Regions from separate parts of the Homo sapiens genome. Here region 1 is linked to region 2. A link is an interaction called in ENCODE POLR2A ChIA-PET data of the cell type or tissue named here. Cell type or tissue: CD4-positive, alpha-beta T cell. All regions are shown on one strand. Each heading gives the region's core, and the rest is flanking DNA. Links, peaks and the distances in the headings are about the cores only.

Region 1 (4,384 bases), core at 210-4,209, 130 kb before region 2:
CCTGTGTTACTGGCCAGTGTACTGAGTGAAAGCTCTTTGAAGCCATTGAGCCTGGCACCTGCCACCTGTGTTCATTTTCACAGGCTGGCCATAGGCACTTCTCTCCATTTGAATGGAAGAATATCCAACTTTCTGACAATTTGCCTTGCTCCAGGGAATTGGAAGTTAGAGTGAAAATCTTACCACCTTGGTTCCAACCAGGGTTTATCAGTGCCCCTCTTTGCTTGGTGATGAGCTTAAGAAAACAACGTGGCCAGGCATAGTGGCTCATGCCTGTAATCCTAATATGGGAGGCTGAGGCAGGAGGATTGCTTGAGCCCAGGAGTTCCAGACCAGCCTGGACAATACAGCAAGACCCCTGTCTCTACAAAATAATTTTTTTTTAATTAGCTGGGTGTGGTGGTGTGCACCTGTGGTCCCAGCTAATAGGAGGTTGAGGTGGGAAGATCACTTGAGCCCTGGACATCGAGGCTGCAGTGAGCTGTGATCGCACCCACTCCAGCCTGGGTGACAGAGCAAGACCCTGTCTCAAAAAAAAAAAAAAAAAAAAAAAGAAGGAAAGAAGGAAAATAAAATGATATACTGCTGTTACCTTCTGAGAATTTGTGATCTTGGGAGAAGCATGACCCAATCACCTGAGGGAGAGACTTGAGACAGGTGTCTACATGATGATAGCATAGACACTAACCTGTGCTAAGAAGCAGGAATGCCATGTGGTTCAGGAGAGAAAGAGCTCAGAGAGGGGTGGGGTGGTGTATTCAGAGAAGGTTTTACAGAGGAAGAGGAAGTGGGGGCTGAACTAGACCTTGACTGGGAGTTGCTGTTGGCTATGGCAGGAAGAGGAGGGGAGGACATTTCTTTTTATGTGTGTGTACGGTACGAGTAAGAGAGAGAGTCTGGCTGAAGGAGAGAGTGCAAAGTGGGTAGGAGTAAGTGGAGTTGGCCTAGAGGATGGGCCCAAAAGATTTTGTAGTAAGATTTGAGGTGCACATAAAAGTTCTGTTTTTGTATGCTAGAGGCAGTACTCACAGATGTCACTGCGTTCCTTCCTGCTGGATATTGCTCTTATGTCGTCCCCATGGATCAGTCATTGTTTAGCAGGAGCAAAGTGCCGGGGCTCTCAGCACAGGGCCCAGATGTCACTGAAGTGTGTGAGGAGCTAGAACTTAAAGCCACGTGAGCCTAGGGAGTACTCGAGTGGGTGCGCTTCTCCATGGACTTCATTGAGAATTGGGAGGTATGGGTAGGAATGAGGGTGGAAGCGATCAGTGGGCTTGGGAATGTGAACTTAGAAATGGTAGTTAGCTTCTCTCACCTCAGTTTCCTCATCCATAAAATGGGAATAGGAATATCTGTATTTTGGAGTCGTGAGAATTGATGGAGAGGTGTATGTGAAATTGTCAGGCATATAACAGACTTTTCTTTTTCTCCTTTTTTTTTTTTTTTTGAGACGAGGTCTTACTCTGTCATCAGGCTGGAGTGCACGGCTCACTGCTGCCTCAACCTCCTAGGCTCAAGCGACCCTCCCTCCTCAGCCTCCTGAGTAGCTGGGACTACAGGTGTGCACCACCACGCCCAGCTAATTTTTGTATTTTTTGTAGGGACAGGGTTTCTCCATGTTGCCCAGGCTGGTCTCTAACTCCTGGGCTCACATGATCCATCTGCCTCAGTTTCCCAAAGTGCTGGGATTACAGGTGTGAGCCACTGCACCTGGCCTCATTTTTACACTTAATGCAAAACACTGTCTCTCTAATTTCTTAGGTAACCTGCCATCTGCATTCAAATTTACCTCACTTACTGATGAGTTTCTTTTGGCCATGAAGAGGTCTTGTGTCTCCTGTGGTTTGGAACCTTGGGAGTCTGGGTGGGAAAGAGTAGGTGAAATCACCCATCCCTGGGCCTGGGGGGAATTCCCAGAAATGGTGCTAGCCATCAGGATGTATAAGTATGTGTTCACGCATGCCTTCATATCCTTGAGCACCAGTAGTGATGGAAGTGCCTGTGTGCTGTCAGCTGGGGCGGGTGCAGGGTGTCCCCTCGCTTGCCAGTTCGCCTTGTTCTGACTGGTCCATTGGCCCCTTTGCCTTAGGCAGGAAGGGCAGAAAGAGTGCTCTCTGTAAAGAGGGGTTGGGCCCCTGTGCCCTCAACTCAAGCCTGCCAGTGACTTTGTGGTTTTCCTCCTAGGTCTGCTGACATTTGTGAACTGTGCCTATGTCAAGTGGGGCACACGTGTGCAGGACACGTTCACTTACGCCAAGGTCGTAGCGCTCATTGCCATCATTGTCATGGGCCTTGTTAAACTGTGCCAGGGTAAGTGGTGGGAAGGGGGGTACCACCAACAGTTCCTCTGGATTCCCTGAGGAGAACATGGCGACTCTGTTAGCTTCACTGCTCGGCTGTTTCTATGTACATGCTAGCATGTGTCAGTGAGTGCAAGAGATGGGAGTAGATTTCTTTCTGGGCTTTTTGGGCCAGGCTGGCTTGGCCAAGTGGACATGAGTCAGCCTGTCCCTCAGGGCTGGTTTCCTTTGGTGGAGGCTGGGAGCATTGCAGGAAGCCAGCCAAGGGCCTAGGAGCTCCTGAAGCTTGGGTCATGATTGGGTCATAAAAGTAATCTGTGGGGATAGAGTGGCTCCTGTTTGTGGTCTGTGACTGCCAAGCTACAAGTAGGAAGACTGGGCCCTCCTTGAGACAGGTGGCAGGGTATATGGAGCTGGAAGTGGGGTATGGAAATGGGTGGTTATTTTGCAGCCTTTACTTTTCATCTGGACTTGTATTCAGCAATCCCTCCCCAAGTCAGCTCTCAGAAAAATATTAAAATATTGTGAAATTGGCAGTGTCTTTCCTAAATGTTGGCTTTAGAAAGCTTTTCATTCCTGGATCAGAGAGGACTGGCAGTGAGGGTAACAGGCCTACCAAGATCTCATGAGCCCTAGAGAGGTCTTGAGGTGTCTTTAGCCACAGATATCTCAATCATTTCACAGCCCAGTTCTCTAGGTCATCAGTCCCTAAATGTGGCTGTGTACAGTCACCCGGGGAGCTGAGACCCTAATCTCAAATCTGTTGGATCACATTCTGGTTGGTGTGGAGTCTAAAAAGCTGTGCTTTTAAGAATTGCCCTTGGCCCGGCACGGTGGCTCACGCCTGTAATCCTAACACTTTGGGAGGCTGAGGTGGGCGAATCAGCAGGTCAGGAATTCGAGACCAGCCTGACCAACATAGAGAAACCCTGTCTCTACTAAAAATACAAAAATTGGCTGGGCATGGTGGTGCGCGCCTGTAATCCCAGCTACTTAGGAGGCTGAGGCAGGAGAATGGCTTGAAAACAGGAGGCGGAAGTTGCAGTAAGCCGAGATTGTGCCACTGCCCTCCATCCAGCCTAGGTGACAGAGCAAGATTCCATCTCAAAAAAAAAAAAAAAAAAAGAATTGCCCTTGTTGGGCTGGGCGCGGTGGCTCATGCCTGTAATCTCAGCACTCTGGGAGGCCGGGAGGCTGAGGCAGATGGATCACCTGAGGTCAGGAGTTTGAGACCAGCCTGGCCAACATGGAGAAACCCTGTCTCTACTAAAAATACAAAAAATTAGCCGGGGGTGGTGGTGGGTGCCTCTAATCCCAGCTACTCGGGAGGCTGAGGCAGGAGAATCGCCTTAAACTGGGAGGCAGAGGTTGCAGTGAGCCAAGATCTTGCCATTGCACTCCAGCCTGGGCAACAAGAACGAAACTCTGTCTCAAAAAACAGAAAAAGAAAAAGAAAAAAAGAATTGCCCTTGTTGATTCTTAGACTGCTGGTCTAGCCTGTGTACTTATATCAAGTTAGTAGAGCTAGCCATGTGGATGTCCCTGGAGGCTCAGGAGCATCCTGGGGTCAAATTGGGTTTTGAGTAATCCTCCCCTGAAGATCTGTTCCTTAGGGAACCACTGCTGTGTATGAGAATGGACACCCCTGAGGACAGGGGTCTCTATTTTCTCTTCTCTTGCTGCATAGCCAGCTCTTTTTACCACATGAGAGCTGGGTCTAGGCTTTCTTCAGGGTGTGACAATGGGCTTCCTTAGAAGTCTGGGTCTTGTTAAAGACCCCAGTATGTCCAGAGGGTCTCTGATCTGGGTAGCTGGGTGCTGTCCCCTGGGCTTTTGTGTCTGCAGTCTCTGAGGCCTCTGAGGAGAATGACAGGCTGGGCTGGCTCCCCGGAGGGTGGGGGTGGCTCAGGCCTAGTGAAAGATAAGGTCTCAGTTCCTCTATAGCATGTCATCTCCCCCATGCAACCATAGCTACCGCAAGTAGAGCAGCATAGAGTCCTTCCCATGAGGCTGATAAACCCATTGACCAAATTGTGCAGTAGTCTGGTCCAAGAGAGGTAGTTCACAGGAAGGTATAATTTTCA
Region 2 (4,384 bases), core at 99-4,098:
TGGTCTCCCCATTGTTCCCTGTGAGCCCCTTCCCATCTCCCTCTCTCTGGGGCCTCCGACCCTGAGTTGTCCCAGGCTTCTACTTCCCGTCCCACTCTTCCCTCCACAAATCATTGCCACCGCCCAGCTGGGTTTCTCCCTAATCCCTCCTACCCTCCTGTCCAGAATGTTACCGGCAAACCTTACACAATCTAAGGCCGTTGTTGTCTTCTAACCCTAGCAGTTTCCCTCTTAACAGCAACATCAAACTTGTTCCCTTATTCTGCCTCGTCCTTGTATGCTCAGCAAACAGTTTACCTTGGCAGGTTCACCAGGAAGTAACAATACTGCTAAAGCCAGGTGCTTTGTGGCGCTTTTATTTCTGAAGCTGTGTGAATGTAGGTAGGTGTGCCTTAGGTGAGTGTTTAATAGTTTCCAGGCTGAAGTTGTTGTCACCCATGCAGCCACTGGGGCTTCAAGCCCTATCTGTCCGGTGGGTCAGAGCACAGGTGTGTCAGAGCATAGGCCATGCTATATTCCAGGGGCAACTTGGCTGGTCCTGAGGCCTGTCAGGTCTAGGTGGGAGGCCCGTGTCGCTGGAAGATGCCTCAGTCCCAGGAGAGCTCTGTGGCTGGAAAGCTGCTTCCTGATTGCCAGGGCACTCAGTCACAAAAGCTGTACCCAAGGGCTCTTTGGGGTGGCTGCCGTGGTTTCCACTTAGACCCTGTCTTCAGGGCTGGTGCACCCATCCCCTGGGTACTGGGGACATCTCACAGCTGTGTCCCTCCCTAGGCATTGCCCTCAGCTGAGGCAAACTGCCTCACTCAAAATTAAGCCCTTTCTGAATGATTGGCAGATGGGGAGGGGGTACCAAGGCCAGGTCCCTTGGCCCCCATCTGGGACAACTCTGAGGAGCTATCTCAGCTCCTGAGTTCCCTGTAGAACTGCTGAGGTCTCATTTGCACCCACAGTCTGGGTCTGTTTCTCCATCTGCCTGATCCTGCCTTCTTCACTTCCCTGAACTCATCAACAAATTCGCACACACTCAGGGAACCCAGGCTATGACAGCTATCCCGACTCAGCTAAGAGGGGCTGGGTTGATTGATAGCCTCTTACCCCACTCCAGAGCCACTCTGGCCCTGCTATGCTGGGGCTGCTGACAAAGCCCCCTCAATTGTTCTACTGTTACTCTTTTATTGCATTCAAGCCTCCCTAAGGAGCCACTTGAGAGACATTTGTTTATTTTTGAACTTGGACTTAGGAAATATTGTGCTTCTTTTGGCCTTTGGTCTGTGTTTGGATTGTGTTTATGATACAAACACAAACAACTGGGGAAGAGATTGGGCTTTCTTTGCTTTGGCTGCTAGGAAGCTTGGAGACCAGTCCTAGACCTACACGCTACTAGACAAAGATGCTGGTACCTTCAGAGTTCCCTTAACGTGCTTTCCTTGCTATTGTTCTTTGTGTCGTTTTGCTATATCACACAGCTCCGTCTGAGCTGCCTCAAACCCTGCGTGGAATGAAGTAGGGTATAAATGAGTAAACACATACATACAGCCATGGGGGTGTGGTGTCAGACAGACCTGTCTGCCGGTTACCAGCTCTGGGACATTTGCCAAGTTACAACTTCTCTAAGCCCTAGTTTATTCAGCCAAGGAGTGGGCCTGATGCCTGCATCACATAATTATTCTGAAGAAAAATACAACAAGCACATGCCTGGTACATATCAAGTGCTCAATAAATGGTACACATTCATAACAACTTTTTATAAAATCCTGTGCTCTCAAGAAAGTGCCCTATCATGTTGCCGGATCTGCCCCCACTCCCTTCCTGTTGTGTGCGGGCTGTCAGCCAAGGTGCATTTCTGGCTTGTTGGGTTTCACTTTCTCATGGGAGAAAGATGCCTACCCAGGCACCTGCAGCTCACAGCAGACGGTGTGCCGCAGCAGAAGGTCCCGTGTAGATGCCCACCGAGTTCATCCAGGCAGGTAGATACATGACTCAAATACCCACAAGAGAAATGAGCACCTACTTGGCTGGAGGAAAACTAAGACTCTTTATGTAAATGAAGCCTTCATAAAATGAAAAAAAAAAAAAGGTTGTAGATGAGAGATGGGTGATGAGTAATTTAACCAAGACGATGCAAATCTAGGCCTTTGAATACTTTAAATATAACCATCTGATATAAAAAGAATTGCACTAAATTTTTTAAAGTAGAGAGCTTTCCTAGGGTGAGAGACTCACTTTCCTGATAGGGACATATTCCCCAAAAGGCAAATGGGGAAGGCAAAGAACAACATCCATGTTGACATCACATCCCCCTGCAGGCAGCAGAGGAGGATTCAATGCATTTTATAGTCTACACTAGCACCCCATATACCACACGTTACCTTGCAAACCAGTTTGGATCCCATATGAGAACAGGGATGCCCATTTCAAAGGGGAGGTAGCTTGGGAAACTCTTTTGTTCATTTCTAAAGTAAGCCTGCCCCTGGCTCTGTCTCCTTGTAAATGTCAGGTGGGCCTGAACCATAGTCTTGAGCTTGTCTAAAGATGGGTCTGGACTTTCTTGTCCTTTTGGGTGATGAGAAGGCCAGAGCAGGGAACCTTCTGTATGCTGGGTCTAGAATGGGTCTGCTAGATGTATCCTCCTAGAGGGGAGAAAGGGATGGTGTGAGTGCAGGATGCTGAGGAAGGGGTCAAGGACAGGATGGAGAGAGTGTGGCATGAGGGCAAAGCTGGGTACAGGGCAGGCCCCAGTATGGTCTATTTGTAGAAATAGGCCTCAGGAGAGGTGAGAGGGATGAAGAAGTAGTGGCTAGGGGCCACAGCTAGTATCTGGCTGGGCTGTCTAGTCCTGGAGGGGTAAGGGATGCTGGACCATACCCTCTAAGGCTGGTTTAGGAGGGTCGGGGGGTCTTGGAGGAAGCTGCCCAGAGCAGCTATGGCCACCAATGAGACAGGAAGAAGTCAAGGTTGATGGCGCTTGAGCCAGGGTCCCACTGCAGGGACTGGCTGAAGTTCTGGAACATGCATTGAGCACATTAACAAGACTGAGGATTTTGTGTCAGGTCTCTGGAACCTTCCTTTGGGGGATCAGCCAGTGCGGGAGAAACAGGTGATGGCTGGGTGGCCAGGAATCTACTGCCCTATCACCCACAGGCAGCTCATTGTATATCACATGTGGGGACAATGTCCCCCTCAACGCCTAGCCAGAGGGATGGGGCAGGATGGGGATGCAGCATCCAACATCTGTTGACTGTCTTTCCTCAAATCCTGTTACACATTTCCTTGCATCTCCAGAGTTTTGGTAAGAGAAAAACCATGTACTTCACCTCTATCTTGACAACAATAACTTTCCTCCCTTCCTATGGAAGATAGAGAGAACCCTCCTCACCTCCAACATAGCACAGATGCCCCAGGGCCCAGCTTCCATGAACCCCATGTAATGATGATGATGAAGATGACAACCATAATGAAGCCTTACTCCTAAAATGAGTATAATGACACTAATGATAAAGGCAGCATCAGAGAGTGGGGGAGAGAACAGACTTTGAAGCCAGACTGCCTGAGTTCCAGCTCCACCTATCACTAATTGTGGGAACTTGGAGGTCACTTTGTTCTTGGGCTCCCTCATCTGTAAAGTGGGGATCAGAGTAGCTGATTATTGGAACATGTAGTATCCCGAATAGCTATTGCTTTTTTTTTTTTTTTTTTAAGAGATAGTGTCTTTCTTGTCACATGGCCTGGAGTGCAGTGGTGTGATCTTGGCTCACTGCAGCCTCAACCTCCTAGGCTCAAGCAATCCTCCCACCTGTCTCCCAAGTAGCTGAGACCACAGGCATGCACAGGTTTTGCCATGTTGGCCAGGCTGGTACCGAACTCCTGACCTCAGGTGATCCATCTGCCTCAGCCTCCCAAAGTGCTGGGATTATACGTGTGAGCCACCATGCCCGGCCATTATTCTTATTACTAATATCATTACTATAGGCACCTTTCATATCCATTTCATTTGAACTTCGCAATCCTATAAGGAAAAAGGTACAATTGTTATTGTCCCACTTTGCAGATGAGGAAATTGAGGTTCAGAGAAGTTGAGGGACTTGTCCAAAGACACTCAGCCTGGTACGGAGCCTATATGATCTTCCAGTTGGCTCCCTCTGGCTAGGCTAATAGCCTGGTTACCCAGGCTTAAAAGGGATGCTTCACCATTACCTGACAGTCCTCCCATTATCCCTGCCCAGCAGGGAGGGGCGTTTTATTGCCTCAACTTAATGCATGGGAGATAAGGGCCAGGTGAGTTAAGTGGCTCCTAGGCAGGCCTGCCTCCTCCAGCTAAGCTGCTTTTGAACCAGCTGATCAGGACTACTCTTCAAAATCGCAATTTAACTGCTGGGCTGCATCC

What was found. ChIA-PET counts read pairs that join two places held together with the same protein. Peaks named below come from ENCODE experiments on the same cell type or tissue, not always from the same donor. Only the 100,000 strongest peaks of a DNase experiment are listed, where the experiment ranks them.
Region 1: POLR2A ChIA-PET joins it to region 2 with 6 read pairs; 3 of 35 experiments call an interaction of 5 or more read pairs at or near these places.

What each region holds. Positions count from the first base shown.
Region 1 is chr16:68,285,562-68,289,945 of GRCh38, forward strand. SLC7A6 (solute carrier family 7 member 6) reads left to right here. Exons shown (of 11, transcript NM_003983.6): 4 at 2,185-2,310. Among named protein-coding and RNA genes, the nearest start is that of SLC7A6OS, 23 kb to the right of the region's middle. RefSeq lists a silencer at 805-1,099 and enhancers at 3,882-4,021, 4,052-4,101. In CD4-positive, alpha-beta T cell, for the core only: no CTCF peak of the experiment used is centred there; DNase peaks (open chromatin) are centred at 830 and 2,170; H3K4me3 peaks cover 1,156 bases; H3K27ac peaks cover 3,714 bases.
Region 2 is chr16:68,416,305-68,420,688 of GRCh38, forward strand. The region is part of intron 1 of SMPD3 (sphingomyelin phosphodiesterase 3); the gene reads right to left. Among named protein-coding and RNA genes, the nearest start is that of SMPD3, 30 kb to the right of the region's middle. In CD4-positive, alpha-beta T cell, for the core only: a CTCF peak has its summit at 2,256 (motif pointing left); a DNase peak (open chromatin) is centred at 1,837; H3K4me3 peaks cover 1,089 bases; H3K27ac peaks cover 4,000 bases.